3 separate regions of the Homo sapiens genome follow, and regions 2 and 3 are each linked to region 1. The links are chromatin loops, found by intact Hi-C in ENCODE. Cell type or tissue: body of pancreas. All regions are shown on one strand. Each heading gives the region's core, and the rest is flanking DNA. Links, peaks and the distances in the headings are about the cores only.

Evidence for each region. Peaks named below come from ENCODE experiments on the same cell type or tissue, not always from the same donor. Only the 100,000 strongest peaks of a DNase experiment are listed, where the experiment ranks them.
Region 2: a loop joins it to region 1, with 4 times the contacts of the local background. A loop is called at or near these places in 28 of 110 quality-filtered maps.
Region 3: a loop joins it to region 1, with 2.1 times the contacts of the local background. A loop is called at or near these places in 53 of 110 quality-filtered maps.

What each region holds. Positions count from the first base shown.
Region 1 is chr13:27,528,132-27,539,213 of GRCh38, reverse strand. No RefSeq gene overlaps it. Among named protein-coding and RNA genes, the nearest start is that of MTIF3, 83 kb to the right of the region's middle. RefSeq lists enhancers at 3,474-3,643, 5,206-5,706, 5,707-6,207. In body of pancreas, for the core only: a CTCF peak has its summit at 5,933 (motif pointing left); DNase peaks (open chromatin) are centred at 5,643 and 5,923; H3K27ac peaks cover 431 bases.
Region 2 is chr13:27,979,677-27,990,758 of GRCh38, reverse strand. It overlaps URAD (ureidoimidazoline (2-oxo-4-hydroxy-4-carboxy-5-) decarboxylase), which reads left to right and starts at 2,066. Exons shown (of 2, transcript NM_001105577.2): 1 at 2,066-2,296. The coding sequence starts at 2,122. LOC105370132 (a long non-coding RNA gene) reads right to left here and starts at 10,604. Exons shown (of 4, transcript XR_941790.2): 1 at 10,505-10,604; 2 at 9,576-9,697; 3 at 2,076-2,321; 4 at 974-1,348. It also overlaps the pseudogene RN7SL272P. In body of pancreas, for the core only: a CTCF peak has its summit at 6,314 (motif pointing right); DNase peaks (open chromatin) are centred at 6,328 and 9,888; H3K27me3 peaks cover 625 bases.
Region 3 is chr13:27,707,946-27,719,027 of GRCh38, reverse strand. No RefSeq gene overlaps it. Among named protein-coding and RNA genes, the nearest start is that of GSX1, 79 kb to the left of the region's middle. In body of pancreas, for the core only: a CTCF peak has its summit at 6,404; a DNase peak (open chromatin) is centred at 6,427.

The DNA of each region.
Region 1 (11,082 bases), core at 973-8,972:
CCTGAGAATGTCTTAGTTCATGGGATGTGTTTAGTCCCATTCTCCTGACTGCTAGCCTCTCCCACCAGGGAAGCAATACCCCAGAGCCCTTTGTAGATTCACCCCTCTGTGCCTGTTCCTTCCTGCGTGGCTCAGTCCTAAAGAGTTGGAGTCTGGGATCCTTGCCTGGTCTCTTGGCGGCTGTGGGCTAAACTCCTGCTCCTGGAGTCCTGGCCTGTGCTGAGATAGATGGGCACCTGTGGAGGATGGGGGGTGCTCACAGCAACAAAACTCCCTCTGTGGATACTTAGTAAATGTTTGAGGAAAGGCAGTCCTTGTCACCTGTCATATGTAAGTCATTCCAAAGGATATGATGTCCTTGTGTCATCCAGGTCCCCAGTCTAGAGCTACTTTTTCCCCCTGCTGATCCCAAGTCATGGAACCTTAGAAAGGGAAGCTCTTGTCCATTTTTCTGGTATACAGGTCCCCGCTGTGATATGGTCATCTAGCTCCTGCTTGAAGGCTTCCCGTGACAGGGACCTCCCTGCTGCATTCCAGGCATCGCCTCCGTTGGGCATGTCTAATTGTAAGTGATTCCTTTTTAGTAATAATTTGTCCCTGTCCCTCTTCCTAGCTAGAGTGTAGAAACAAGGAGGCCAGGCAGGTGGGATGTCTCTTCATTTGTTACTTTTCATATTTAAATGAATATTAGGCAGGCCCAAGACACAAAACACTTACTGATTCATCTTTTCATTGTACTTGGCCAATGTTCTCTTAGCATCTACTATGTGCCAGGCACTGCTCTAGAGGCTCAGAATTCATCCGTTTTTAGGACGGAGTAGTTGCTATCTCTGTGCTTACACAGAGATACACAGGGACATAATCAAGAAATAACATGACTTCAGGGTCTCACTCTGTTGCCCACCAGGCTGGAGTGCTGTGGCTCAGTCACTGCTCATTGCAGCCTCCACCTCTTGGCCTCAATGATTCTCCCGCCTCAGCCTCCCAAGTAGCTGGGACTACAGATGCATACCACCATGCCTGGCAATTTTTTTATTTTTTGCAGAGATGGGGGTCTCCCTCTGTTGCCTTGGCTGGTCTTGAACTCCTGGGCACAAGTGATCCCCCCACTTCAGCCTCCCAAAGTGCTAAGATTACAGTTGGAATCACCTCGTCCCGTCTCAAAAAAACCTTATTTGTAATAGCTGCCGCCACCCTTACAACCTTGACATTGGACAAGTCGTTGTTGCTTCTCATCTTTTAGAGTCTGGGGAATAGATGTCTCTAACTTAACCGTTCTTGGTCAGCTTTCAGGCAATCTAAAGAAGGGAGTTCTTGTTGAATTCACCCTTAAACTGATAAATGCAATGGGGAAACAAAGCCAGGTAAATGGAGAACACAGGATGGAAATGAACCAAGTGAGAGAGGTGTGCGGGGAAGGCCTGAGGAGACATAACAGAGGCTGAATCCAGGTTCTCGGTGGCATGTTAGGTTTTGACGTGTGTGCATGTGTGAAAGGCTTCATGACTATGGGATATTTTTGTCTCAATAGTGATCATTCTAGGAAGGCCGTGCCATTGTGATGGGCTCTGGGGGCACAGCCTGCTGGCTGACTTCCACTCCTTTTTTCCTCTGTCCTGTAACAGAGAAACACTAAGTATGTTGGTGCACACATGATCCAGATCGAGAGGGAGGCCAGTGCTGTGGCACAGTGGGTAGAGCCAGGCAGCCTGAGGTTAATACCTACCTTGCTTGATTGCTGTAAGTTCTAGAAATCATGCATGTAACGTGGCTGACACATTGTGCTAAATAGGTGGTAGTTGTAGATATTATAGACAGATTTTGGCTAGAATTACTCATCCCTGGAAATGACCAAGAATTACACTACAAATGAATTATTAAAACAGCTCCCCTCTGGCTGGGCATGGTGGCTCATGCCTGTAATCCCAGCACTTTAGGAGGCCGAGGCGGGCGAATCATGTCAGGAGATCGAGACCATCCTGGCTAACACGGTGAAACCCTGTCTCTACTAAAAATACAAAAAATTAGCCGGGCATGGTGGCGGACAACTGTAGTCCCAGCTACTAGGGAAGCTGAGGCAGGAGAATGGCATGAACCCGGGAGGCGGAGCTTGCAGTGAGCCAAGATACCGCCACTGCACTCCAGCCTGGGCAACAGAGCAAGACTGCATCTCAAGAAAACAAACAAACAAACAAACAAAAACAGCTCCCTTTAGACTGCAGGGGGAAAAAATCTACTCTTAGAGGTTCCTCTGAACTCAAACTTTTGTTTACTCTCAACATGGTGTGTGTTTTCGTAAATATGACACAGTCAGCAAGTTCTCTCCCGCGCCTTAATCACACAAGTGATGCACATTCCCCAGGCATCACCCTGAGCTTTCCGAAGAGCCAGCTCCTGCTCACACTGTGCCGCTTTTCCAGGAATGCCTTGTCCTGCTGATTCTCTAACCTGACCCCAGCCATCAAGCCCTGCTTATCCTTCTAAGCCCAGCCCAATGCCAGCGGCATCAAGGCTGCCTGGCACCTGCAGCCCCCCTGCCACTCGCTGTTCTTGCACTTCCCTAGAGGCACATGCTGGCTGCCACTTGTCCTGTCTGTGCCCCTCAGCACCTGAGAGCTCCTCCAGGGCCTGGGTGTTCAGCCACCCACACACCTGACAGCACCTGCACGTGGTGTTCATGCAATGCCTGCTGGCTTTGACTCAGCAGTGTCTGAAGCTGCAGAGAAATTGGGAGGGTGAGGATTGAGAAATAGTCTCTGGGTTTACATCCTTGGTGACTTTTCAGAGAATAGGTTCCATGGTAGGGTAGAGCTGGGAAGTCCAATGGCAAAGGGCTAAGGACTGGACACCGAGGCCACAGAGTTGTTCTCGGCTGCTCTTACAAAAAGTTTGGCAAAATGTGCAAGTACCTGTGGATGAAACGACATGATGTCTGAGGTCTGCTTTCAAACCATCCAGGAAACAAAGAATAGAAAACGGGAGTAAGGGAATGTTTGAAGGTTTTCATAATGGAAATAGAACAGCAGAAACAAATGAGTGCAAAAGTTTGGAAATGAGAAAAAAAAGCTGTTGTTAGCCAGGCCCCTGCGGTTTGAAATGGATAGAGTGAGCCTGTATAAGAAATATGTCATTTATTTTCCTTTACCTATGTTGGCATAATTTCTAGGCAGATTTGATTCTTTTATCTTTACATGTTCAAGAAGTGCGGGTGGCAGATGACTAACAACACCATGCGTGTGTCTAACACCCGTGCACTCACTACACCATTTCACTTCTGCACTTTTGTGCGTTCTTTACAAACATTTCATTTGATCCTCATAATAGACTTGTGAGGTATGTTTCAAATAGATTGCTCCCATTGGATAAATGAAAAACACTGAGATTTCATGACTTACTCATTTGCACATAACTGGCAAGTGGAAAAATACACACCAGTCACCGGCACCCCTAGTGACCCTTCCCTGCCCACTGCAAAAGGACTCGGCATCATTACATTTCACATTAGTATCCTGATCACACTGCCCATCCTGAAAACAAGGAAATAATTGCGTCCCACCTCTTCTCGCATTTTCTTTCCCCATGAGGAGCACTCTGCCACGTTCAACGTTCAGACAAGATTGAGCACGTTCAGGGTGGTATGGCTGTAGACTGCCATGTTCAACATTCATTCAACAAACACAGAAATAAGTAAGACAGCCCTGCCCTTTGGGAAGTCCACATTGTAAAGTAGCAAGCTTGGATGAAATGTAAATAAAGTGCATTCTGCCCGACCTTTGGAGAGGCCAGCAGTTACAGTTCTGTGGAGCAGGAATTTTGCAAGGTTGCAAGCTGTGCTAAATCGGTGTCCCAATTTACTTTTTGACTTTGAAAATGATTAGCATTCTTGGTTTGTACTGTATTTCAGCCATCCTTGTTGTCTGAGATATTTGCTTTCAAATTTTCCGTTGTAGTGTCTAAACAGGAGAACTTCACTGGTCTCTTAATTGCTGCTCTTGGCTCTGAAGGTGCATATCTTGGCAGAAATTCTCAAGTGTACTTCAGGATTCAGAGACTGTGGAAGTTGAGAACTTGATATTGGAATTTGGTAAAAGATCTGAAGGACTCCAGGAATGCAGTATCTCAACCTGAAAAAAGTTTCTTCAGCTTCAGTGGTAAAATAAGATTACAACAGCTAACATTTGTTAAAAGTTGAGTATGCACCAAGCATCGTTCACATGTGTTTATCCATTCATTTCTCACGACAAGCTTCCAAAGCAAGTTTCATTAACTTTCCCAGTTCTACAGTCAGAGAGGACAGGCACAGAGAGGTTGGGTCTCAGAGCTGGAAGTTGTCGGGGGAGTCTGATTTCTGGGTTTAGAGCCCACCATGCTATGCTCTCTCCTGTGTTTAACACCAAGGCCACGCCAGGGCCCACACTAGATGCGGGCTTGATTCCTTTGTGAGCACTGGTCAGGGAGTCAGAAATCTGCACTCTGACCCTGCCTTTGACTCTGACTTCTGATCTGACCTTTGACTCTTGTTTGTCATGATCCTCTTGTCACCATCTGACATGAGGTGGCAGTAAAGGAAAGAAGGAAATAGTGCCCAGGTGGGACAGGCCCTGCTGCTGACTCAGCCGCTCCCTGGACAATCCCTGCCACTTGGAAAGAGTCTGTGATCTGCCACGGTTCTGATGTGTCTGCTGCCACTTCATGGTAAGAGCTATGCCCGATGCATGATTATTTTTACTTGGTCTTATAGATAGGATTTCCCATTTTCTTTCTTTTATTTCACCACCACTCCCAGGGGGCAAAAAAGGAACAATTACATTCTCACTTATTGTGGCAGCATCTTTTGCTTGAAATGACAGATTTGTTTGCTTTTCTAAAAAAAATTCTGGTTGGCCTAAGACTGTCAGATCTGCTGAGCTCATCATTGCTTCTCCTGCGGACTGGCTGATAAAGGGGCCTTCCTAGGAGTAAGAGATGCGAGAGCTCTGCTGTTTCCTTTGAGTTCACTTGTGCTCCCGTTACTAATGTTGCCAACCTACAGATTCTTTGCAACCATATTTTTAAAGCTACATATACATTTTTTCCAAATTAATTTAGTTAACACTGAATAATGAAATCCTTAAATCCACTTATCCGGGTGCACACAAAATATAGTAAGTGGCAACATGCTGAAGATGAATGAGTATGTGAGGGTGGGTGGCCTATCTCACCAACCTCATAACGTGTGGCTTTGACATTTGGAGTACGTGATGGTGCCAGCATCATCGATCTGGATTTTAACTAAAAATATATATACACATACATATGTATGTATGTATGTGTATATGTATGTATGTCTGTGTGTGTATGTATATGTATGTGTGTGTGTATATATATGTGTGTGTGTGTATATATATATACAGGGTGTGTATATATATATATATATATACAGGGTGTGTGTATATATATATATATACAGGGTGTGTATATATGTGTGTGTGTGTGTATATATATACACACACACATACACATATATATATATGCACATACATGCTGACACCCTGTCCCCGGTGCCTGCCTCCTTTGTCTCTGTCCCCATGCCAAGCAGTGTGCTGTCACCCCGCTTCAGTTTTGAGCAGAAGTGCACATGTGGTGCCACCTGTGGGAAGTGTGGTGGGGGTGGCCTTGCAGTCACTTGTCACTGCGTGAGCCACTCCCCTGGCCTCCTCTGCCGCTGTCCTTCCTCCTATGGGGGAAAAGGAGGTGGTTCTCTCACAGAACTGTGGCTAAAGGGTGACAGCCCTCACCAAAGGTGAGACTCATGAGCATCGGGAAGAAAGTAGCAGTGGAGTGTCCGGTTAGTTTTCTCTGCGGACTGGAGCAGCCGGGCATCAGAGCCCTGGGAGCTCGGGCACCACCAGTGGTCAGCGCTGGCCCTGGACGTCCCTAGTTCACTGGGCCGCGTTTCAGCGCCCTCTGCTGGCTCGATGGACTGGCCGCCCTCGCTTGCAGCTCCCCGGTGTTTGCAGCCTGTTTGCAGCCGGTGGCTCCCGGTGCAGGAGGTCAGGGAAGCTGCAGCAGGAAGGGTTGGATATCTGAGGCCACAAACAACTTACATATATGAAGGGAGTGCGTCTGTCCCCTTCCCATGTGGCATGAAGAGCCTCACAGTTGGAATAAAATAGCAAAGCAAGATGTGCAAACATTGTCGACCTTCCCCGTGGCCATTTCTCTATCCCTGGGTAACTCAGACCGCAATTTGTCCTGCTCCCTGCATGTGAGTTTCGCTTCTATGGTATAGGGCTCTTTGAATGTCAATGTTATTGAGGTTTTGATAATTACGCACCTTCAAAAGATGTTCAATGTAATAATGATCATACTCCTCTAAAAAAGCCTCAGATTAAAAGCTTTTGCTGGCTCTTTAGACCGTGGGCCTGCAATTACAGAAAATGAACTGCATTTTAGCCTTCCATTGAAATTAATAACAACGGTTCCCCAGTTGACTCTGTGAATAGTTAATGGAACGAACAGGATACTTCAGTACAATATGGGTTGGAAAGCCATTTGAGTGAGATTCTGGGTTTCAAATGGGAAAATAATTCATGCAATGCAAACCTGTTTCATATGCGCTCTGTAGAGTAGGTGTTTCTCTGGAATAAAAATCTAACTATTTAACAAATGATTAACCATACCTCAGTCATCATGAACTCTCATGAAAACTGAACTCAGGTACGTGAGCTAACACATGGTATCCAGTGCTGCAGAAGACCTGAGAGGACAGAGATGGACCTCCTTATTTGACAATGAAGAAACAGAATTAGCGAGGTGGGGCTTTGGAGGCCAGCAATCCTGACAAAGGAGCTGCCTAGAACTGACCCTTTAACCCTCTGGCAGTGCAGGGTAAGGGAATCTTTGGACTATGGGGAGACTGGGATATGGAGGTTGAGGACAAAAGATTGTGTGGTCCAGAGTGTTCTCTGGCTGGGGTCCCCATTTCAATTTATAAGAATAAAACCTAAAAAGCAATTAAAATTATGTTGAATTCAGCAAAGTTACAGGATACAAAATCAGCACACAAAAACTAGTTGCATTTCTAAACACTAACAATGAACAATCCCAAAAGGAAGTTAAAATAATTTCATTTACAATAGCATTATAAAGAATAAAATATTTAGGAATAAACTTGAACAAAGAGATGAAAGACATGTACACTGAAAACTACAGGATATTGCTGAAGGAACTTAAAAAAGACATAAATAAACGGAAAGACATTTTCTGTTCATAGATTGAAAGACTTCGTATTGTTAAGATTAATACTACCCAAGACAGACTCAGTACAATATCACAATCCCAACCATGTTTTCTGCAGAAATAGAAATATCCATCCTAAAATTCATATGGAATTTAAAGGGGCCCAGAACAAAGCTGAGGGTCTCATTCTTCCTGATTTCAAACTTGCTACATAGCTAGTCATCAAAGCTGTGGTACTGACATGAAGATAGACATATAGACCAATGGAAGAGAATAGGGGGCCAGAAATAAACCCTTGCATATATGGTGAGATGATTTTCAACAAAGGGGCCAAGACCATTCAGTGGGGCAAAGACAGTCTTTTCAACAAATGCTGGGAAAACTGGATGTCCACATGCAAAAGAATGAAGCTGGACCCTTACCTAACACCATAGTTTTTAAAAAGTTAACTCAAAAATCTAAATGTAACAACTAAACTATAAAACTCTTATAGGAAACCAGGCAAAAAGTTTTCTGGCAAAGATTTATTGGATATGACATCGAAAGAACAGGCAACAATGATGAAAAGATAAATTGGATTTCACTAAAATTAACAAATTGTATATCAAAGGACACTCACAGAATGGGAGAAAATATATGCAAATCATATATCTGATAAGAGATTAATATCCAGCATATACAAAGAAGCTCTATAATGCAACAATAACAACAGCAAACAAAAACCCAATGAAAAAAATGGGCAAAGGAGGTGAATAGACATTTCCTTAAAGAGGATATACAGATGGCCAATAAGCACATGATAAGATGCTTAACACCACTAATCATTAGGGAAATGTAAATAAAAACCATGAGATACCACTTCACACCATGAGGATGGCTACCATTAAAAAGAAAACAACAGGCCAGGTGCAGTGGCTCACACCCGTAATCCCAGAACTTTGGGAGGCCGAGGCAAGTGAATCACTTGAGTCAGGAGGTCGAGAATAGCCTGGCCAACATGGTGAAACGCTGTCTCTACCAAAAACACAAAAATTAGGCAGGCATGAGGGCGCGCTCCTATAATCCCAGCTACTTGGGAGGCTGAGGCATGAGGACCCTTGAACCTGGGAGGCGGAGGTTGCAGTGAGTACAGATTGTGCCACTGCACTCCAGCCTGGGCAACAAGAGCAAAACTCCATCAAAACAAAACAAAACAAAACAAAACAAAAAACCCCAGCAACAACAGAAAATAACAAGTGTGGAGAAATCAGATCCCTTGTGCATTGCTGGAGGAAATGTAAAATTGTACAGCCAGCATGGAAAATGGTATTGTTGTTCCTCAAAAAATTGAAGATAGAATTGTCCAATTATCCAGCAGTTTCACTTCTGGGTCTATATTGATAAACACTGAAAGCAGGGACTTAAACAGATATTTGCACACCCGTGTTTACAGCAGCATTATTCACAACAGCTAAAAGGTGAAAACAACCCAAGTGTCCATTGATGGATGAATGGGTAAACCAAATGTGGTCTATACATACAATGAATGTGATTCAGTATTAAGAAGGAATGCAATTCTGACACATGCTGTGACATCGATGAACTGCGAGGACATTATACTAAGTGAAATAAGTCAGTTACAAAGGACAATACTTTATGATTCCACTCGTATGAGGCACCCAGAGTAGTCAAATTCATAGACAGTAGAATGGTGGCAGCCAGGGGCTGGAGAAAGGGGTGGGGAGTGGGGAGTTAGTGTTTAATGGGCACAGAGTTTCAGTTTGGGAAGATGCAAAAGTTCTGGAGATGATGGTGATGGTTTCACAACAATGAGAATGCACCTAATGCCATTGAGCTGTGTGCTTTAGAATGGTTAAAATGGTGTTATGTTATGCATGAAATATGTTATGCATATTTTACCACAATGAAAACATTAAATATTTTATAAATGTACTTATTGACATGCAAATATGCTTATGAATATGTTAAGGGCAAAAACAGGATACAAACTGTTCAGATTATACAAATGATTTTTAAAGATTGTGTGTGTGAGTGTATGTGCAATTATCCATTAAAAAGGAATGGAAGGATGTTTCAAAGTGTTTACAGTGGTCACATCTAATTACTAGGGTGATTTTGGTTGATTTCAGCGTATTTTATCATTTTTGCAGAATGAACATGAATTTTTATAATACGTATGTTGTGTCTCAAATGTAAACTGAAAGAAATGTTCAGGGTATGCTCGCATGCAGGCCACAGTCCCCAGGGAGGTGTAAAAGGAACTTACTCGTGGAAATGGAAACGAATTGTTTTATCTAATGCTCACAAAAAACAACCCTGCAAAGTAAGTATTCTCATTTTCATTTTATAGATGTAGAAATGAAGGAAAAGTAACTTGCCCGATGTGTGGCCTGCCAGCCAAGCAGCTCCTCCCCTTTAGAAAACCTGGGGCGAAAAAGATTTTCTAAAAACCTTCTGAGATGTGGAATAGATGTTATTACATTCAGAGCTATTAAGATGTGGTTGAGAAATAATACCTAATTTCCAGCGCTTCAGAGTCAACTAAGAGTGTGTGTAATGTAAAATTTGGATTAGAGCTCTGTCCTGGGGGTTGTCCTATATGACTTGTTACTTCAAAATGTCACAAAGCTAGGCAGAAAAACTAAAAATTTAGATGATGCTGAAACGGAAAGGGTGAACTTTTAAAAGGTAAAGTGTCTCATTTAGGCTCAAATGATTAATTGCATATGAACAAAATGGAGAAAAGTTGGAAATTCTAGACAGCCACAAATTCAGCATGAACTGGTGTGTAACTTGGCTGCTGGTGCAGTAGTCAGCTCCATTCACCCAGTGGAGCACAGCGTCTACATGCAGGGAGGGTGGCCCCCGCTGTCCTCTGTTCTCAGTATAACACATCCAGGTCTTCTGGGCACTCCTAGAGGTGGACGTGGGAATCTGGATCATGTCCCGAAGGTAGCTGTGGAAACCTCATCATCTGAGCTGTAACAGGAAACTGTAGACGTTGACCATGCAGTGGCCCAAGGCACACATCGGCTGTCTTCATAAGCTTCTAGGCCATCCTGCAGAAGAGAGCTGACACTTCCTGCATCACTGCAGAAGGCTGAGTGGGTGCTCGTGTTGAGAATTGTGGGAAGGCAGACGGGGTCACAATGCCAAGACAGGTCGCAACAATTCCAGGCACTCTGGCACGAGGCCAGTGTCTCCAGAAGGCTCCATGGAGAAGCCAGGTGGGCATCCGGAGAGACTCTTCTTGCATGGGAGCGAGGTTGGAGGAAGTGACCTCCAACACTGAGATTCTGGCTGGTGACTTAGGACTAAGGAGAAGGTGTCAGGGCCATGCCTTTCCATCACATCTGCAGGGCTCCTTTGGGTGGGTGGAGGGGTGTATTAGGCCGTTCTCGCATTGCTCTAAAGAAATACCTAAGACTGGGTAATTTATAAAGAAAAGAGGTTTAATTGGCTCACAGTTCTGCAGGCTTTACAGGAAGCATGGTGCTGGCATCTGCCTGGCTTCTGGGGAGGCCTCAGGAAGCTTCCAATCATGGCAGAAGGCAAAGGAAGAGCAAGCACTTCCCAGGGCAAAAGCAGGAGCAAGCACCAGAGTGGGAGAGTGGCGGGAGTTGCCACACACTTCCAAATGGTCAAATCTCTTGTGAACTCGAACAAGGACTTACTTATCACCAAGGGGATGGCCCAAGCCATTCATGAGGGCCTCCTCATGAGCCACCCCCATGATCCAAACACCTCCCACAAGGCCCCACCTCCAACATTGGGAATTACATTTCAACATGAGATTTGGAGGGGACAAATATGCAAACTATATCAGGGAGTTTCTAGTGGGGAACATTGAAGAAAAGGAGT
Region 2 (11,082 bases), core at 1,948-9,947, 450 kb before region 1:
CTATACCTATACCTATACCTATACCTATACATATACCTATACATATACGCACACAGAGGTATACACTGTAGAAGTGTTAACCCTTCTTTCCTTATATTTCAATAGAAGGCCAGTCATGCTGGAACTTCTGGCACCAGATTTATCCCCTTTGAAAAGCAAGTTTTAGCAGCTACTTTTTAAGAGATGAGGGCTCGGTTGGTTAGTCCTGACCCGATGGGCCAGGTAGTCAAGGAGAGGTGCCAGCTGGGGAAGAGTCTGTAGACTTAGGACGAAAATAATGGCTGCTGGTAGATCACATGGGTACGGTTGTTGTTTGCCTTTCACAGACCATAGGAGCACATGAGACTGGTTTATGAATCCTAATATGGTTGTTCTCTCATTGAATTTTTGTTTTTTGAGAGAAGGTCTCATTATGCTGCCCAGGCTGGCCTGGACCTTCTGGGCTCAAGCAATTCTCCTGCCTCGGCCTCCTGAGTAGCTGGGGCTACAGGCACATGCCACCTTACCTGGTTCATTGATTTTTTATTCAAATGAAAGCAAATGTGTAACTGGTATGGCTTTGGGAAATGTTTGCATTTGTAGTTCTAAAGGGAGATAGCAGTAATGTGTTTATTTGTCAATTCTGACCCCTTCTTTTCTTTGACTTTACCTGGCACATTATTTTGTTTTGTGTATACCTGGAAGACATTAGTACGTGAAATCTAATCTATGTGGTTAGCTAACTGGCCAACCAATTCATCCCATAGTGCTTCTTTCATGCCTACCGTAGGCACAGCTCTTGTCAGCCAGGATACAGAGGCAACAAGACACACTGGTCTCCAGGCTTCTGGAATATGTCCCGGCTGAGAACCGACATACAAGTAAATACATACAAGAAGCAACATAGACACAGATATTTTCAAGAAGAAAATAACTCCTAATGGGGTTTGAGAGACTATTGAGAATGGGGCAGAATTATTCCTTAGACATTTTGTCCTGCTTAATGAGCATTTATTAAGTACTTGTTGTGTTAAGCATCTGGCATACACAGACTGAGAAAAACATAGTACCTGTCCTTAACAGCAGCAATAACAATAGTTAGGAAATCAAGTTCCAAGTGGGTTGACCCGTGGACCTGGCTAAATTATCAGGGAAAATGTCCTGCGGTGATGATGACATTAAAGTGTTAATAACAGCCAGACGCGGCTGTAGTCCCAGCTACTCGGGAGGCTAAGGCAGGTGGATCACTGGAGTCCAGGAGTTCCGGGCTGTAGTGCGCTCTGCCGATCAGGTGACTGCACCAAGTTCGGCATCAATCTGATGTCCTCCAGGAAGACCGGAGCCACCAGATTGCCCAGGGAGCGGTGAACTGGCCCAGGTTGGAAAGAGAACAGGTCAAAACTCCACTGCTGATCAGTAGTGGGATTGTGCCTATGAATAGCCACTGCACTCCAGCTTGGACAACCTAGGCAGAACCTATCTCAAATAATAACAATATAATAATTACCTGTAATTCCAGCACTTTGCGAGGCCGAGGCAGGTGGATTACTTGAGGTCAGGAGTTCGAGACCAGCCTGGCCAACATGGTGAAACCCTGTTTCTACTAAAACAAACAAACAAACAAACAAACAAAACCAAAAACATAAACTTAGCTGGATGTGGTGGCAAATGCCTGTAATCCCAGCTACTCAGGAGGCTGAGATAGGCAAATCGCTGGAACCCAGGGGGTGGAGGTTGTAGTGAGCTGAGATTGCACCACTGTGCTCCAGCCTGGGTGACAGAGCTAGACACCAAAAAAAAAAAAAAAAAAAAAAAAGCCTAACAACATGAAAAACAAATCTGGCTCTAATGCTTAGAGTGAAATATGGCCCCTGCTGCCTTTGATTATGGGAATGGTTTGGTTGGAAACATTGACCATGCAGAGATCTCTGCTCCCTGGATTAGAACCTTAAGCCTGTGCTTGTTCATTACACAAGTATTCTGGATCTGCTTCTCCCAAAGGCATTTAAAACACGCGAAGGTGGTGTTGCGTAAACAGCAAGCTCTTGTGTTCAGCAGATATAACCGAGTGAGCCGAGACAGCGTCACTCACTCACCGAGAGGGGAGCTGGACGTCCCGCTGTCTCCAGTGGAATACAAGGAATGGACATTGAGAAGGTCAACTCCATGGACCTTGGAGAATTCGTGGATGTGTTTGGGAATGCCACTGAGAGATGTCCTCTGATTGCAGCTGCTGTTTGGTCCCAGCGGCCATTCTCTGATTTGGAAGATTTAGAGAAGCACTTTTTTGCCTTTATTGATGCCCTTGCACAGTCAGGTAAGGCTTCCGTATCAGACATTCTCTGCAAAGGGATTTCAAATATGCTTGTTAAAATATTTTTAGATACTGGCCAGGAATGGTGGCTCACACCTGTAATCCCAGCACTTTGGGAGGCTGAGATGGGAGGATCACTTGAGCCCAGGAATTTGAGACCAGTCTAGGCAACATGATGAGATCTGTTGCTACAAAAATTGCTTTTAGGCCGGGCGTGTTGGTGGCTCACGCCTGTAATCCCAGCACTTTGGGAGGCCGAGGTGGGTGGATCACAAGGTCAGGAGATCGAGACCATCCTGGCCAACATGGTGAAACCCCATCTCTACTAAAATACAAAAAATTAGCCAGGCGTGGTGGCACGTGCCTGTAGTTCCAGCTATTCGGGAGGCTGAGGCAGGAGAATCGCTTGAGCCTGGGAAGCGGAGATTGCAGTGAGCCAAAATTTCACCACTGCACTCCAGCCTGGTGGCAGAGCAAGACTATGTCTCAAAAAACAAAACAAAAAACAACAAAAAAAGTTGTTTTTAAAAATCTATCTATCTATCTATCTATCTATCTATCTATCTATCTATCATCTATCTATTTTAGTCTAATTCCTTATACTTGATGTGTTTATTGAGTTCTTTCCTTTGGAAGGTTCAGTAAGTTTCCTCAGGTCTAGTCCGTAAGAGTCAAGCACTTGTGTGGTTTAGGTCAGACATGGACTGGAAGAATGCGGTGGCTAAGGAAAGTGGCTGTTAAATATTAGAGCTTTGAGGTCACAAGGAGGAACCTAGCAAAAGACATCAGAGTGATTCGGAGGCTAAAGGCTAGGCTGAGGGCCCACCCTGTCTTAGCCACCCCATCTGGCTTGGGAATGTCCTGTATGTGACAGAGAGGACAGCTGGATACCAGACTATCTCCAGAGCCCAGGGGAAAGGGCAATCGGCTGACTTTTGTACCACAAAGGGCCAGTTTGGACTGGATGGCCGAGGAGAGTGAATTCATTCAGATCAGCAACTCCCTGAGGGATGGAGGGGAAGGAGGAGAATCTGAAGGCATCCCTCTGGAGGAAGGGAAAGAAGTTACTGATTTCTTCTGTGGAGAGAGAGAGAAAATGAGGCACTTCTTGGTGTGGGGTGAGGAGAAGAGGGGGTGACTCCGAATGACACACACAGCTTCACAGAGACCAGGCTGCCTCAGGGGCTGTCCTGGATGCTCTGTGGAGAAACCTGAAATGTACTGAAGGGGTGGCGAGGGGCAGAGAGGCCTCTGTGGACATCTGGGTGGGGAAGGAGAGCCCCTGCTCTCTTCACCAAAAAGGAGCCAACAGACGATGCCGCCTATCAGGATGGCCTTTGACAGCCAGATGGCTTCTGACCGTCATACAGACGTCTCCAAAATAAGGAGCTCCTTTTCATTCATTTGAGGCTTATCTAGGAAGAGCAGAGGATGTCATAAAATCAAATGGACAGGAATGTTGGGGCCATGTGGACACTCACCCACTTCTGGGGGCCTCTCCATAGCTGAGGACTTCAGCTCCTCCACTGGGCTTGGGGGTCATCACTGGAGCTTTCTGACCCTTGACTCACAGGGACAGCCCAGTCCCAGCCTGATGAGTGAAGGGACCACAGCCTCTCAGCTGAACTCCTGCAGGGCAGGCCGGAAGGAGCAGGAGGCCCCGGAGCCCACCCTCTCAATGTCTGACAGGAAAATAGAATAGAGGAGGCAAAATGACAGCCTCACTGGAAAGTAATTTCTTTACAGGAAAAAAAAAGAGAGGCATATCCTTTGATTGTCTTAATACCCAAAGGAGTGGTGAGGCTGAGGAGGGAGCGTGTTGAGAGAGAAAGCTAGGATCGCGTGAATAATTTAGATCTATTGTTCTTGGGTTTGGCCAGTTACTTAACACACGTTTTGGGGGCTTTCTTACTCTGTGTCTGGAACTTTGATAAAAACATAACAATTTCTCCATTTTCATCTTATTGCTCACCAACACTCCCCACAATCCAGCTGGCCAGAGGTTCTAGTTCCGGGTCAGTCCAGTCAGGGCCCTGAGCATAGTGGAGTGTGGGCAGCACTGGACGTGGGCAACCCCCGCTCCCGAGGCTTGTTTTGATGCCCCCGTGACTTGATGAAACCTCTGTCTCCTGGCTAGTGTCAGAATCCCAGATCACAGAGTGAACAGGATGTTGGGACTTAATCAAAGTTTGCTGAATGAATGCATGAAATCGTTTCCAAGGTGATACTGAAAAGTGGGAATTCTGGCATTACCCCCTTCCCCACACATTTTAACTGGGTGACTCAGTGGTAGGTCAGTGGACAAAATGGCTGGAGGGAGTTTGGGCCCCCTGGACGGTTGTTGGTGTCTGCAGTAGACACGGTTCTGGGGAGGAGCTCCCTGTGGTGGAGGCTGCTTCTCGGTTCTGCACTTGTCTGGGAGCAGCTGGGAGCCTCATTGCTGTCTGGCGGCAGCTCCTCATCTTAACATCTCAGTAACAGTAGACAAGTGATGTTATCAATGGTGACAATAACAACAACAAATAGCTAAAATGTATTGAACTTTTACTACTGGTGTGTTTCAGGCACTTTTCCAAAAACTTTGCACTTGCTAACTCATTCAATCCTCTAATATCCCTATAAAATGAGGAATAGTATTATTATTGCTCCCATTCTTACCGATGGGAAAACTGAGGCACACAGAGATTAAGTAACTTGAGCAAGGACACACTACTAGAAAGTGGCAGGACTGGAATTCTAATAACCCTGAGAGTCAACCCAACAGGTTTTGAAGGCTTTTTCCAGACAATGAGAAACAAAGTCTAGAAACAGTTTTTAGGGTTTTCATTCATTTATCCACTAATGTATTTGATTAAGATAAATGCTTGATGTCCTAGACCCCATGTTTTATTGTTTAAATAATCAAATAAAATGATCTACTTCGCAGCTTGGTGACTATAGTCAATAATAATCTATTGTATATTTGGAAATTGCCAAGAAAGTAGGCTTTTTTATTTTTTATTTTAATTGAGGTAGAGGCTCACTCTGTCACCCAAGCTAGAGTGCAGTGGCACCATCTTGGCTCACTGCATCCTCACCCTCCCGGGTTCAAGCGATTCTCCTGCCTTAGCCTCCCTCGTAGCTGGGATTACAGGCACCTGCCACCATGCCCAGCTAATTTTTCTATTTTTAGTAGAGATGGGGTTTCATCATGTTGGCCATGCTTGTCTCAAATTCCTGACCTCAAGTGATCCGCCCACCTTGGCCTCCCAAAGTGCTGGGGTTACAGACATGAGCCACCTTGCCCCACCTTCAAGAGAGTAGATTTTAAATGTTCTTACTACCAAAAAATGATAAATATGTGAGGTGATAGATATATTAAAAAGCTTGACTTCATCATTTCACAATGTATACATATATGGAAAGCATCAAGGTGCACACCATAAACATGTATAATTTTTATTTGTCAAAAAATCCAATAAAATTGCTTTTGTTTGTTTGTTTTTTTGAGATGGAGTCTTGCTCTGTCATCCAGGCTGGAGTGCAGTGGCACAATCTCAGCTCACTGCAACCTCCGCCTCCCGGGTTCAAGCGATTCTCCTGCCTCAGCCTCCGGAGTAGCCGGGATTACAGGCACACACCACCATGCCCGGCTAATTTTTGTATTTTTTAACTAGAGACGGGGTTTCACCGTGTTAGCCAGGATGGTCTCAATCTCCTGACCTTGTGATCCGCCCACCTCGGCCTCCCAAACTGCTGGGATTACTGGTGTGAGCCACCGCGCCCAGCCTTAAAATGGGATTTATTACAGTCTAGCTTTACCCTTTGAATAGTAAGAAGCAAACTGGGTGAAATAGATTATTTGAATCTAAAAAGAAGGTACCTTAGAGAGACGTTCAAGTTACAGTGGTCTACCTAGTCATGTATTTGTTTTGGTGACTGAAGAAAAACCTCCACCATTAACAGAAAACAAAACTGGGTTTCTAGACTAAGGGCGAGTCCATTTAGGTTCTGCTATGATGATTATTGGCCAGTAGGTGGCAGTCCAGGATTAATATTGAGCTCTAGTGCTATTGGGCAAAGTACCTTCTCCAGCCAATCAGTTCCCACAGATTAAAGATGAGGCAAAGGTTTTCTAGGAAAGAGAACGGACAATTAGTAAAGGGAAGAAAGTTGAAACTCACATGCACTAACTGAAGAAATTCAGGACGGATTTGTGTTATGAAATTAAAGAGCAATACAACTTTCATAAGAGTTAATTAACTGTGCATTTCCGCTGGCTATGGTGAATCACACCTGTAATCCCAGCACTTTGGGAGTCTGAGGTGGGAGGATCGCTTGAGCCCAGAAGGTTGAGGCTGCAGTGAGCCATGATTGCACCACTGCACACCAGCCTGGATGACAGAGCGAGAACCCTGTCACAAAAAAAACAAAGTGCATCTCTGTGTCTTTCAGAATTATAGTAATGCCACAATTTATTACTTTATGCTTACTAAACAACATTTTTGTTGAATGAATGGAGTTGGATACTAATAAGTTCCTTATAATACAGGCTATGAGGGTTTTGGATCAAGCTATTAAAATGTGTTTGTTTATTCAGAAAACAAAACAAAACAAAACAAAATGAAACACTCCTTACCAAAAGTGCTGTGTTGGTCAAAAAATATTCACTGAGTGCCCACTGTGCCCCAGGGATTGTTGTGGGCACTGGGAACGGGGTAGTGACCAAGACAAGTCCTTGCCTTAAATGAGCTTACATTCTAGTGAAGAGAGACAGGATTAACATTAAAAATACCATTATTTCAGGTTCTAGAAATTCCCAGAAAAAATATATGTAATATGGCAGAAAATATGTAATAAAGGTGGTCTTTCTTAGGAGGTTAATTTAAGTTTAAGACCAAAGGATGAGAAATAAGTAGCTGAAATCTAGGATGAGGCCACTCATAGAAAAGGAACCTGGCTGGGCGTGGTGGCTCATGCCTGTAATCCTAGCACTTTGGGAGGATGAGGCAGATGGATCACTTGAGGTCAGGAGTTCGAGACCAGCCTGGCCAACACGGTGAAACCCGGTCTCTACTAAAAATAGAAAATTAGCTGGGCATGGTAGCACGCACCAGTAATCCTAGCTACTCGGGAGGCTGAGGCAGGAGAATCACTTGAACCCGGAAGACGGAGGTTGCAGTGAGCCGAGATCGCACCACTGCACTCCAGCCTGGGTGACAGGATGGGACTCTGTCTCAAAAACAAAAACAAAAAAAAAGCAAAGGAACCTGAGACCAGGATGAACTCGACATTTTTGGGGCACAGAAAGATCAAGGTAGTTGGAAAATAGTAAGGAGTAGAGGGATGTGAGGAAGAGGCAGCAAGGGCCTGATCATGTAAAGCTGCTTAGGTCTAATAAGGAACTTGCTTCTCCATGTGCAATGGGTCACTGGGGTTTATGCTTTAGGATGGTGATGTGGGGGCTATGTCAGATGCAGGGGGCCAGGTCGAGGGGCCACTGCAGTAGTAAGAGTAAGAGTTGAGGTTGCTTGGACTGTGGTTGGCGCAGTAGAGATGGAGAGATGCGAATGGATTCTCAGAATAGGGCTTACAGTTAGAGTCAACAGGATTTTTTTAAATGGATTTGATGACAGAAGGCAGATCAGAAACAGAGCTGAATGGTCACTCCTAAGTTTTCAGTCTGAGCCACTGGGTGGGTGGTGGTACCATTTTCCGAGTTGAGGAAGACTTAGAGTTGAGAAGACAGGATGGAGGAAGGAGCTTGCTGAGTCTAAGATACCCAAAAATCATCCAGATGAAAATGCTGACTGCTCAGTTGCATCAAAACAGAGGAGCTTGGTGAAACACTGAGGGCTAAAGTATATCTTGCTGTCATCAAAGAATGGATGGCATTTCAAACCCTACGACTGGCTGAGGGCACTTAGTAAGTACATTGGTGTAAACAACAAAGGGATGAGATGTGGGTACTGAGTCCTGTGGTACTAGTGCTAGTGACCTATCTGGCAGAGCAAGATGAAAGTAGGCAAAGGATGTCTCTGAAGGTAAGTGGTAGTCATTTTTTTTGAGACAGAGTCTTGCTCTGTCACCCAAGTTGGAGTGCAGTGGCGCAATCTCAGCTCACTGTAACCTCCGCCTCCCGGGTTCAAGTAATTCTCCTGCCTTGAGTAGCTGGGATTATAGGCGCGTGCCACTATGCCCAGCTAATTTTTGTATTTTTAGTAGAGACGAGGTTTCACCACGTTGGTCAGGCTGGTCTCGAACTCCTGACCTGGTGATCCACCCGCCTCGGCCTCCCAAAGTGCTGGGATTACAGGCATGAGTCACTGTGCCCGGCCGTTTATAGTCATTTTTTAAGGAGAGAGGGCCAACCAGGTGACATGGTCTGGAGAGGTTGAGAAAGAAGAGGTCAGGCATTGGTCTTTGGGCTCAGGCAAGATGCCCTTAATGAGTGCAGATCAGTTGGTACAGTGGCTCGAAACGTGACAGAGTGAGCCTGGAAAGGGAGGTCAGGAAGTGGAGAGGCCAGGAGACAACTCTAAGGTCTTTTCTGTAAGGAGGAGCAGAGAAATAGGGAGAAACAAGAGAGCAACAGGGAATCAAGGGAGAACGTTAATATTGTTTATGGGATGAGGGATTCTAAGGCATGTTTGCACATTGATAAGGGTAAGTGGTGTGGGGATGGAGAAATAGATATTTGAAATTGCAGAAGCAAAGTCTTTGACAGGAAAGGAGAGCTAGCTTCAAGAACACAAATGGAGGGGTTGGCCTTCCATAGGAAGATTGTCCATCGTACCAGGGGTAAGAACATACCCAGATACCACTGGGTATGGACCAGGAGGCAGTTGGACTGTTACGGGATTCTGAGCTTCCATGGCCACAATTGCCTGCCCTGTTCCTCTCCCATAGAACAATGAGTGTCTGCTCTGTGCCAGGAATTCTTCTAGGTGTAAAGATTCAGGTCCTGTGGTCCCGGCAAATAACACACATCCACACCTACATCTCTAGACGTGACACACCAATGCTTAGGAGGTAAGTCCAGATTTTCAAGAAAGACTGAAGAACGGGCAGTACCTAGATTCCCTGAGAACCACGGGCTGTCTGACTGGCCTGCCTAGCGCCTGGGCTTCCAGGTGGGGAACACTGAGGACTGGAGGCAAGGAGATGGCACCTACTTGCCCAGTATCCAGCCTCCCACTGGGGCTTATGGGCACAGCTTAGGGATAGCATACTGGCGCTGGCAGGGAACTGGGTCCTTGCTGCAGGCCAGTGGACACATAGACACCATTCCCGATGTACTTACTCAAGGGTCCAGTGGTTTGGGGCAATGAAGATTGGATATCTGGCCAGGTGAGGTCAGGCTCTGTTTCTTCCGAGCTACCATCCTCTACCTGATTCCTCACACCTTTTTCTTGTTAGGCGCAGCTAAGAGACAGAGAGAGAGAGAGAGAGAGAGAGGAGAGAGAGAGAGAGAGAGAAGCGACTGAAACAGAGAGTAAATTCTAGTTTCTCCTTTTTAGTCTCTTTTCTTCTGCCCTTTGCTCTGCTAGTTTATCTGCGTCTTTTCTCTTCTCGCGCTGCAAGAGTGGAAAACTCGTGCTCAGTTCTAGGCAAACATTAACCCCGGGCGACGTTTCCAAGCGGGAGACAAACTCTAGAGAGTGAGAAGCGAGATGCGAGGGCACCAAGGGCAAGAAGGGGGCTCGGGGTACGCCACGTTGGCGGGACGCCGCCGCCGCCTCCCTCTGCTGCGCGGCCTGCGCGGGGAGCCTGGTGGGGGCGGCAAGACGACAGACCCCGCGCCCGGACCTCCCACCAGTGACCACCTCCCTCGCAGCTTGGGCTGATCCTCCAGACAGCATGCAACGGTGGGGAGGGAAGTCCCCTGACTGGGCGGGGGACCTAGCGGCTGCTCTGAAACTCCGAACACCTGAAGAGGAGGCGCGGAAGGTCCAGCCGCCCAAGACTCGCACTTTCCCCTCCTCCGCAGCCCGGGCAGGTTACCGTCCTGGGCCTGGGTGAGCGCGGAGGGGATCCGGGCGGGAGCTGAGCTCGGTTCCCCAGGCCTGACAAGTGGCCGCGTGGCACGACCAACCCCGGGCACAGGGCTGGGGCTGCTCCCCCAGGTGGGGAATTTAATTCTCACATTTTCGCACTACCCTGACGGAGCTGGACGCGGGAAGCGGGAAAGACCCGTTCCTGTTTGCAGTGCCCGAGGGGCAGGACACCTACCAGAAGGGCTCTATCACAGTGGTGTTAGGCCGGCTCGGTGGCTCACACCTGTAATCCCAGCACTTTAGGAGGCCGAGGCGGGAGGATCGCTTGAACCCAGGAGGCAGAGGTTGCAGTGAGCCAAGATCGCCCCACTGCACTCCATCCCGGGCGACAGAGCTGTCTTGAAAAAACACACAAAAAACAAAAAACAGTGGTGTTAGAGGGATGGGATTATAGGTGACATGACTTTCGTTTTGAACTTTCCTTAACCTTGCAGGGGCAGCCGTGCCCTGAAAACGCCTGTGATTTGGAGTAGAGGGTCCAGGCGCAGTGTGGTGAGTGACCCTAGGCAGGTCACTAGTTCTTTTTCAGCCTTCACTGAATCCTCTCTTACACGGGGATGTTACCCCCAGTTCTCCGTGTCTTTCAGGGAGAAATTAGTTCATGAGTTAGATGGTGCACTATCAATCATCCTTTTATTAGACAGAAACAATAAGTTTGAGGAAGAGGACGTCTACCTTACAGGGGGTTTAATTTTCAGCTTCTTTGAGATAAAATTCATTGAACGGTGTTTTACGTGCGCGCCTTTTCCAACA
Region 3 (11,082 bases), core at 1,423-9,422, 180 kb before region 1:
GCCAAAACATAACTGAGTCGGCGTGTCTAATACTCTTTCCCAGGTCTCTGCCCAGCTTCAGTGCAGACCTATAAATCCTTGTTCTCGACAGACTGCTTGGTTCTGGGTTGCTTGTTTAACAGTCACTGGAAACATTTTTGCTTTAGAATATTATAGCAAAGTGTGACCATGGGATTGGAGTCCTCTGTCTGTATCTGTCTTGCCTCTCTGTGTCTTTGCAGTGGCCCCTGTGTGTAATTGTCAGTCAGAAACACACAGTTGGTAGTTTGCAAGTGATCTGGGACCAAAGCCATAGGAAAACAGAGGAATTGTAAAGTGCTCTAAATGCACATAAATGTCATGCTGTATCCAAATACAGTCAAAATTAAATTGATTAAAACAGTAGTCTCAAAGCAAGAGAGTCATCAAATCTCAATTTTCTTATTTTCTCACCATGGAAAATGACTTTTAAACTTTGCAAGGATTTTAATCCGTAATCCCTACCTCAGGGGGCTTATTCTCATAAAGAGAAATGTGTTTTTTTCTCTTACATCTTCTTAGATGGGAAAGTACTGTGTAAGTCAAAGAAGCAATCATAGGATTGGTTGTCCATTTTTCCCAAGAAGGCCAGGGAGGCTGGGTGGCAGAAGCCCCATAATGGGAGTCAGATACCAGGACTTGGGTCTGGTGAGTGCAGGCTTGCTGGGGAGCCTGAGGCAAGCCCCCTGTTCTCCAGAATGCAGGTCCTGAGAAGTCGGCAGGAATTTCTCTCTGTCCACTGCCATATTCCCACTACCTGGAACGATGCCTCACATGTGACAAATGACACACGACATATGACAGTGGTATTGACTGCCAGACTGAGGGAAGACTCTATCTGAGCCTCACCCTAGTCTTTTGTGAAGCCTGTCTCTGAGTGTGGTCATGAAAACCTAAGGAGGCCGGATGCGGTGGCTCACGCCTGTAATCCCAGCACTTTGGGAGGCTGAGGTGGGTGGATCACCTGAGGTCAGGAGTTTGAGACCAGCCTGACCAACATGGTGAAACTCCATCTGTACTAAAAATATAAAAAATTAGCTGGGCATGGTGGTGCACGCCTGTAGTCCCAGCTACTCGGGAGGTACAGGCAGGAGAATCACTTGAACTGGGGAGGCAGAGGTTGCAGTGAGCTGAGATCATGCCACTGCAGTCCATCCTGGGCGACAGAGCAAAACTCCGTCTCAGAAAACAAAAAAAGAAAAGAAAACCTAAGGAATTTCTCTATGTGAATGCCCCTTCGAGAGCATCAAGAGAATACCTAAATGTGAGTTATTATTCACAGTGATGAGCACCTCAGGAGAGGGGACAGAAGCTAATCTTTTCATTAGACTTTCCATCTTCTACAATATTTCCCTTGGGAGTCTTTAAGCCTCACTAATGGGGTTATGATCATTCCATAAAAGACAGAAGGAAATTCCACACTGTTCTGCTTCCATATTCAAAGGTGATGCTATTTTTTTAAGCCTCATTATTGGAGACGAATTCACCCTGAACCATCTACAAGTTCTGATTGGTCCTCTTTGTGATCATGACCCAATAGGGAGCTGAGGTCATTTGTGGCTTAAAGAAGAGTTTCAGGCAAAGACATGGAGGTGTGTCATTTAAAAATGTATTATTTATAGGGATTGAATTCATGGTCATGATCTTTTTACAGTGAGTTCTGATTAGTCAAGCTAAAATACCTAACTAGTTCATAAAAAATTAGCATTAATACACTTGAATTTAATAGATTGGAAAAATGGTTAGTCTGAGGAAAACCACACTTCATTTCTCTACACTCACACAGAACCCTGCTGACACCAGATGTGGGACATTTTCCCCATACCCCAAGCAATTCTCCAGCAGACACCAACTGGGCATACTATAATTCAATTCAATTCTGACTCTGCCTACCTGGAAGTAGCATTAGATCCCACAGGTTAAAGGGCTCAGTCCTACAAGACTGTCCTCCCTTCAGATGCCAACTGCAAGTCCCAGACTGGGCTTGTGCTGCTGACAGACTGGCTATAAGTTGGGGTGCCCAGGACACCTTCCGCAGGTTCAGTTAATTTGCTAGGAGGGCTCACAGCACTGAGGGAAACACATTAACTGATTGATTATAAAGGACTTTAAAAAGAATACAGGTGAAAAGCCACATGGAAGAGATGCTCAGGGAAAGGATGTGGGAAGGGCACAAAACTTCCAGGCCTTCTCCAGGTGCACGACCTTCCTGGCACCTCCAAGCATTCACGTATCTGGAAGTTCATTAAACCTTATTGTTCAAAAAATTTTATAGGACTTAAGCTCCAGCTGCCCTCCACCACTTTCCACCACTTTGGTGGGTGTGGCTGGAAGTTCCAGCCCTCTAATCACTTGATCTTTTCAGTGACCAGCTCAATTCTGAGGCTACCTAGGGACCGCAGCCTAACTCACCTCATTAGCATAAGCTCAGGTGTGATCCAAAGCAGGGTTATCATGAATAACAGAAGACATCCAAGTCACTCAGGAAATTCTTAGTTTTAGGAGCTCTGTGCCACGAACCAGGGACAAAACCCAAAATATATTGCTTATTGTATCAGGGATAAATTGCGAAGGCTGCCACATAAACCTGGACACAGACGAAAGACACCTCCTCACCAGGCCACCAGAGCCTGGGGCTTTATGACTCAGTTTCCCTTACTAGATCAATGGCATTAATCCCATCATGCCTCACTTTTCTTCCCATTTCCAAGCCACCCAGGCCATTCATCACCATAGGGATTCTTGTCGCCATAGGGTCCTATAATCACCTAATGCTGTGGCTTTCAAACTCTTCTCACTCCAACCCACAATAAGAAATGGATTTTATGTCTATATCCAGTACACACACACACACACACACACACACACACACACACACTAAACAAAAAATAATTTTACAAAACAATTTTATCTAAACCTCATCCAATATTATGCTCTTATATTTTCTGTTCTTTTATATACATTCTCTTTTAGTTTTTTTAAAGCTCAGTCATGTCCCACGAAAGTGATTCATAACCTACTAAGTTGGCTTCTTACTGTAACTGAAGCCTTACCTTTCTCCTGTGGACACCAATTTCACCCTGTTTCTCTTGGATGCAGACTTTCTTCTCACACTCACAGTATATCTCACATTCCTTGTGACCTGCTTGACTCTTGCCTCCATCTTCCTTCCAACTCCCAGCTCCTTTGACATGCATACCAGCAGCTTTGTCATCAGCCACCCCTCCTTCTCCTTGTCATCTACTAATATCCCCATTCCTGCCCCTTATTTCTTGAAGATTATGGCCTTTGAGACATGCTTTTCTCTCCATAGGTACTACTGCATCATGCTGAGAAACTCCAGCATCTATGTCGATGATACATACAACGCATTGACTTCTCCTTGTTGTCTTCACTTCCCAGGATCTCTCCTCATCTTCACCAAGAACTGCACCACCTGCTAAATCATACTTCCCACTCACGGCTCCTCTCCCCTTCAGCAGGTCACTTACTCCAGTACCCTCCACCCCAACATTTTCAACCCAAGCAAGACCTCCAACTTATTGACTTTAATGCTCTCCATCAATCATTTTCACTGGGTCCTTCTCCAGGGTAGAGTCTATGCTTTATTTTATTTATTTACTTTCTTCTGAGACAAGGTCTTGCTCTGTCTCTTGAGCTGGAGTGCAATGGTGTGATCATGGCTTACTACAGCCTTGAACTCCCAGGCTCAAGTGATCCTCCTACCTCAGCCTCCCGAGTAGGTGTGACTACAGATGCATGCAACCATGCCTGGCTAATTTTTAAATTTTTTGCAGAAATGGGGTTTGGCCATGTTTCCCTGGGCTCAAGCCATTCTTCCACCTTGGCCTCCCAAAGTGCTGGGATTACAGGTGTGAGCCACTAAGCCCAGCTGAGTCTATGCTTTAGACCCTTGTCCTCCCTACCCCTCCATTATAACTGCCTGCAGGGAAAAGCAAACTGGTGAGATACAGCTTTCTGCCTTCTGTGGACTGGCGCCTGAGCAGCTGAATGTGACCAAGAGGGCACATGCCGTGCAGACAGTTCTCACTTTGGCAAGTGGCACTGCCCAGCCATCTCATCCCTTGTCTTTATCAACTTAGATTTCTGCTGCCTAAGGTGGCGGTTTCACACATTCTTTCTTCAGTCTCAGACTTCCGAGTCCTACACACACATCAACCCTGATATTGATCTAGCTCCATATTTCATTGAAGAATGAAAGCAGATGATACATACCTCATCTTCCTATCTTCAAATCTTTCAGCATGCCCTACCTGTGTCCACATATGTTGCCTTTCCTCTCTTTCCAAAGGCTGTCCCAGAATCCCACTCTCTCTCATCTTTTTAGGGACTTGGCTCTGAAACTCCCGTCTTCTTCTCTTGCATTATCAATTTCTGCTTCTCTGAGGGTCTGTTTTAGCCCACATATATGCTGTTATAGTGCTCACCTGAAAAAATAAACTTTGAGTCATCTGACTCCACGCTTCCTTCAGCTATCACTCAGTATTTTGGTTTTCTTTTATAGCAAATCTCAGGTTTCCTGTTTTACTGTCCTTACACCTTATCTCCTACTTTCTCTTTCAACAACTCCAGCCAGGCTTTCGTCTTCACCTCGCCACAGATACCACTCTCATCAAGGTTATCAGTGCCCTCCATCTTGCCCAAATCAAAGGTCTATTCTCTATCCTCTACAAAACCAGTTTGGCACACAGTAGGCATTCAATCAATATTTGTTGGCTGGGCATAGTAGCTCACACTTGTAATCCCAGCACTTTGGGAGGCCAAGGTGGGTGGATCACTTGAGGTCAGGAGTTCGAGACCAGCCTGGTCAACATGGCGCAATCCCATCTCTACTAAAACTACAAAAATTAGCTGGGCATGGTGGCCCACACCCGTAATCTCAGTTACTCGGGAGGCTGAGGCAGGAGAATCAGTTAAATCCAGGAGGTGGAGGTTGCAGTGAGCCAAGATTGTGCCACTGTACTTCTGCCTGGGCGACAGAGTGAGACTCTGTCTCAAAAATAAATAAATAAATAAATAAATAAATAAATAAATAAATAAATACTTGTTGAATGAATAAATATAGCTCCATCTTATTTGTATACTGAATTCATGGTTGAGGCATTACAAAAATAGATGAAATTCAATGTCTATGTCAGGCTAATAAATTTTCTTGTACTGATCCACTTAGAAAGTTTTGTGTATATTTTAACCATATCAGCTTTTTTTTTTTTTAAGACGAAGTCTCACTCTGTCGCCCAAGCTGGAGCGCAGTGGCGCGATCTCAGCTCACTGCAACCTCTGCCTCCCAGGTTCAAACGATTCTCCTATCTCAGCCTCCCGAGTAGCTGGGACTACAGGCGCGTGCCACCATGCCCAGCTAATTTTTGTATTTTTAGTAGAGACGTGGTTTCACCATGTCAGCCAGGCTAGTCTCAAACTCCTTAACTCGTGATCTGCCCACCTTGGCCTCCCAAAGTGCTAGGACTACAGGCATGAGCCACTGCGTTCGGCCCCCATATCAGCTTTTTACATGGAAATCCCTAGAGCTATGATTCCTAACTTTGCAAAATTTCAAAAGGACTTTTTCTTCTTAACATTTTAATTTAAATGTTAAACTTTGAGGACAAAAGAGTACTAGTTGGACACATGAGCATGTCTAATTTTTAAATTGGACCTCAATTACACAGAATTGACTAACCATAATCCAGAGGTCAAAATACTTTTTTTTTTAGGGATGGGGTCTTTCTCTGTTGGAGTTCAGCGGTGCAATCATAGCTCACTGCAGCCTCAAACTCCTGTGCTCAAGTGATTCTCCTGCCTCGGCCTCCCAATTAGCTGGGACTACAGGCACATGCCACCACGCCTGGCTAATTTTCTTTAGTTCTTGTAGAAATGAGGTCTTGCTATGTTGCCCACGCTGGTCTTGAACTCCTGGGCTCAAATGATCTTCACGTCTCGGCCTCCCAAAGTGCTTGGAATACAGACATCAAGATACTATCATTATTGTCCATGCTATGTTCTGCTTTAATAAATTAATTACTCAGGTCTTACTAATGCAACAATCATTCATAAATCCACTGCCAAACAATAAAATTATCATGTGCTGATTTGACATATAAATTGTTCTAGTCATGGATTATAAGAAAAGAGGAAAAAAGGAAGGAACTGATACTATATTTGTACTTTGTATTAGACTCCATGCTGGATACTTTATTTGCATTATTTAATCCTCACAATAACTCTGAAAAATCAGCATTATTATCTCCATATTCCAGATGAGAAAACTGGCTCAGGAAGATTATTCATCCAAGTTCTCCTAGGAAGTGCTAAAGCTGGAATTCAGATTTCATTTTGTTCCAATTCATAGCATAAACTCATTGGCCCTGGTGGGGGCGGTGACAATACACAGAAGATGGTTTGCCTGGCACGTCTGGGACTCAGCCTGGCTGTCCCATGTCAACTGCCTTGCTAGGATTGAGATATCTTAATGCCAACAGAACAGAAAGATTTAAAAACTATTTTTCTATAATATATGATATAAAATGTAATAAAGTAATGAGTTTACAAGTACAGGCATCTTAGAAACCTTTTGTTTAAACATATTGTAAAAATTATTTGAAGGCCAGGCGTGGTGGCTCACACCTGTAATCCCAGTGCTTTGGGAGGTGGAGGCAGGAGGATCGCTCGAACCCAGGAGTTTGAGACCAGCAGGGACAGCATAATGAGACCTCCACTGTGTTATTTCTCTAAAAAAAAAAAACCAAACAAACAAATTAGCCAGGAGTGGTGGTGCACGCCTGTGGTCTCAGCTACTCAAGAGGCTGAGTAGGAGGATTGCTTGAGCCCAGGAGTTCAAGGCTGCAGAGAGCTATGATCTCACCATTGCACTCTACCCTTGGCAACAAAGTGAGACCCTGTCTCTCAAAAAAAAAAAAATTATTTGAAAAGGTGTCAGCAGTTTTGCATTTTTCAAAAATATTTGGGGATATCTGAAGGTTTAAAAATTATACAAACCTCATATTTTTAGTAATATAAAACCTGATGATACATTTTGAATATCAATTTTCATACCAAAAATATGAATTTGCAAGGCACACTCATTTCTGTTAAAATGTCCACTGAAAGAGTTTGGTGCAATTAGAAAACAAACAAAACAAAACAAAAACAAAAAAAACCTACATATGACATCTTTTATTTATGAGAGACTTTTTGTTGATTCATAAGTAGTGTGTTAACCTCACCCCACTCCACGAGTGATTGTCACAGCATCTGTGGGGCTGGCCAAGGAGAAGATGGGGAAGTTCTTTGAAAAATTCTTCAGGTGTCTCTGCCTGTAGTCATCTTTTCTTTTTACTCCCCTGCTTGGCCTGTATATTGGAAAATCTTTTGTTTAGCAGTCCATAACTACTGTGAAATTCACAGGTTTCACTACACACACTCCCTCCAAAAAAAACTCCCTCCAACAAAAATCGTTTTTGTTCCATCCTCTTTAATCTGTACCTCTTTGTTTGAATCCCATAACCAATCCCCAAATTCCAGATCAGCTTTATAGAATTCCACATATGAGTGAGACATGCGGTATTTGTCCTTCTGTGCCTGGCTTGCTTCACCTAACGTAATGTCCTCTAGGTTCATCCATGTCGTCACAATTGACAGGATTTCATTCTTTTTTATGGCTGAATAGTATTTCATGTGTTTATACACCACATTTTCTTTATTGATTCTTCTGTTGATGGGCACTTAGGTTGATTCCATATCTTGGCCATTGTAACAGTGATGCAATAAACATGAGTGTGCAGAAGTTTCTTTGATACACCGATTTCCTTTCTTTTGGATACATATGAAGTCATGGGATTGTTGGATTATCACTGATGATGATTCTTGACTGAAATAATTATTCCTGCCAAGTGATGATTTTCTATTCCCATCATTCTTTCTACATTCTGACATTTTCGAAACAAAATGGCATCAAAAATAAAATATTTTAAAATCCAAATTTTAAGTGACAAAGTTCATTAATTATTTTCAGTCTTCCTGAATCTATCTGAGTATATTCAACTCCAACAGCCTCTCAGCACTTGTGAATCAATTCAGCAATTAAATGCGGCCCTCACTTCCTGAGCTCACCTCTTTACAAGCCCAACTAGGAAGCACTTTCTCACCCAATATCCCAATTGTTGTTTGATATTGTTGTCCTCATTCAGGGCTGGGAGGGGTTGGAGTTGAACAAGAACAACCAGATTAAAGGAAGTGCCAAACTAACTTAGAGTGACTCAAATTTTTTTCTTTCTGTAGTCTAAATATTAAACTCAGCCAAAGAATAAACTCATTATAGTCAAAGGATAAACTTAAAAGGGTCAAAGAATGTGTGAAAGGGATAGAACTCAGGGTGCAGAGTTTTTCCAAACTATATAACTGATTTTATATTTACATTGCAAAGTCACTGACTTAAAATTCATTAGTAAGTGATCAGGTAGAAGTCACTAATAATATTAAAATATGTTTTTATTTCTAAATTTGCCCTGCTCTTTTCCTCTTTATTTCTTATAAAGAGACACAAATACAATCTAGAAGAAAGGTACAAACAAGGAACAAAATTTACATTTTCTTGCACAGAGTGTTTTAGAAAAAATGCAGTTGTACTTTGAGCACATTTTAATTCATATTCCAGGCATTTCTCATCCATTAAACAAATACCTTTTAAAAAGGTTTGTACTGAGAAGTGGATATTTAGTCTCTACTACTTAAAATAGCCAGATTCCTGAAGCCATCATTTAGCTGACCATGTAGTGAAGTCACTTCAATGATTACTGTAAAACAGGATTTAAGAAGAAAATAAATGAAAGGGGAAAAGTAATTTTGGGATCATTTCAAAGCTCTAAACACACAGGGCTGGGTGCCATGACACAATTATTCTCTTTTGCCTTTAGAGACAGCAAGAGTGGATGGATTTGCTTTGAAAAAAGTGTTCTTTCTAAATCAAGTCCATGGTCAAAGTAAACACCCAGCTGAAGATTATGTTTGAGAAACTGCTTACAACTAGTGTGAAGGCATTAAGCAAACAAGGAGCTGGGATGCAAATGCCGTGGAGGACATGAAGTCATGTATTGAAAACATCCAGTGTTTTAGGCCATCCATGGCCAGAATCCAGCCCCTTCTGGAAGGATGTCCTGCACCTTAATCTATTTTGTGGTTCTCCCAGAAAATAATTATTAGGAGCTACCCCAACAAAATAAACCAAATAATGTAATCAGCAACTAGCTTGCAGACAAACACACCACACAAAAAGATTCTGTTTGTTGGGAGAAACGCAACCCCCTCCTGCTACATTATTCCATTGATGGAAAAACATTTACATCTCCTTTGTTAGCTAGTTTTCTGTAGAAATTTTATAATCACTGGGCAACTCTATTACACTGCTCTCTGAGAAGTGACTCTGAGTAGCTAGACCCATGTTTTTATCCCACAGCCAAAGAGAAAAAAAAATCTTTTTCTGTCTTTTTTTTAAACTTTAGTCTATCATACATCAAACCTGTCAAGCTTTTTCATTAAAGTTCATGGTTTTTAAGTTCATTGTAAATAACTCAAATTGATTTTACAAAAGGGGGAAAAAAGTCTTGCCCTGATGTTGAGCAGTACAAACTGTAGTAATATCCCTTGTCAAATGGGATTTCTCAAGTGGCTTTTTAAAGAGGAGAAAAAGGATTTAGTTGAATAGAAATATTTTGAGACTAAAACCAATGTTATACTCTGATTGTAGGTTGACCTCTTTTATTTTCTTAGAAGTCTAGGATTTTTCTACGATATTAAAAAAAAGTCCAGTAGCTGTGTTTATCAAGAAATACATGTTAGATTTCACAGTTTGAGGTCCTTAAGAGTTATTTGGTTGGAGAAGATAGTTAGAGGCTTTTATCTGCATTTCAACAGTAAAAAAGATCCATATATTTGCTGATAGCTCTGTAAATATTTTCAAAGTAAGCAATCTCTTGGATTTACCTTTCCTAAAGTAATGAAAAAGATACCTAACCCCTTTTCACCAGATAGGTTCATTGGATCAGGCTGCACTGCACAAGTCAGGGTTCAGCCAGGGAGGCAGAACCGGAACGAGTGATACAAAATAAGAGACTTGGGTAGAGATTGGACCTCTCACAGTTGTGGGAGCTTGTGAATATCTAGGGAAAGCCCTTGCCTTTGTTGTCTGGGGGTGGGTTTGAAGTTGCTGTAGGTTGGCCAGGCCAGAAACAGGACAAGCAAGACAAACTGGAACCTGCAAGGACAAACTACGACCCACAAAGACAAACTGGAACCTGTGTCTGTCTCCCATCACCTCTCGCCTCGACAGCATGGGTGACCTACAGAAGCTGGCATTCTCCTCCCTGAGCTGCACCGGTGCCTGTCCCAAAATTCAGAGGAGCTGAAGGAAGAGATCGGATGGGAGCTGGAGGGAGCCCAGCTGCTGTGCCATACTCAGCAGGAGGCCAGCACGTCAGCAACCACATGCATGAGCCACAGCTGTGCCTCTACCTGGCACCGATCTTCAGAGCTTAGTGGATGCCGCTGCACTTTTGCTTTTCACATCATCCACATATTTTCCCTGTAGCCAACTCAAACCTGGATTCACACAGGAAAGGAATTCTGGGAAACATTTCTGGCTAGCTGGGTGGATCCCGCACAAAACCACCCCTGCAATTTTCTTCCAATCTTGCTGATCCCCTATTAGCTTTCTTCTTTTTCTCTGATAAGTTGCTGCTGTTCTTTCTGTTAGGTTGTCAAGAGGCAGCCCAATGTTAGTACAACTGAGGATCGTCTTCACATTCTTCCTGTGATGACATTATCATTACCCAAGGTTTAGGTACTTCTCAGATTGAAAGGATACATGGTCAACCTCCTGTTTATGCTTCCATAGTAAACATTTGAAAAAGTTTTTTGTTTGTTTGTTTGTTTGAGATGGAATCTCACTCTGTCATCCAGGCAGTGCAATGATGTGACCTCAGCTCACTGCAACCTCTGCCTCCTGGGTTCAAGCGATTCTCCTGCCTCAGCTCCCGAATAGCTGGGATT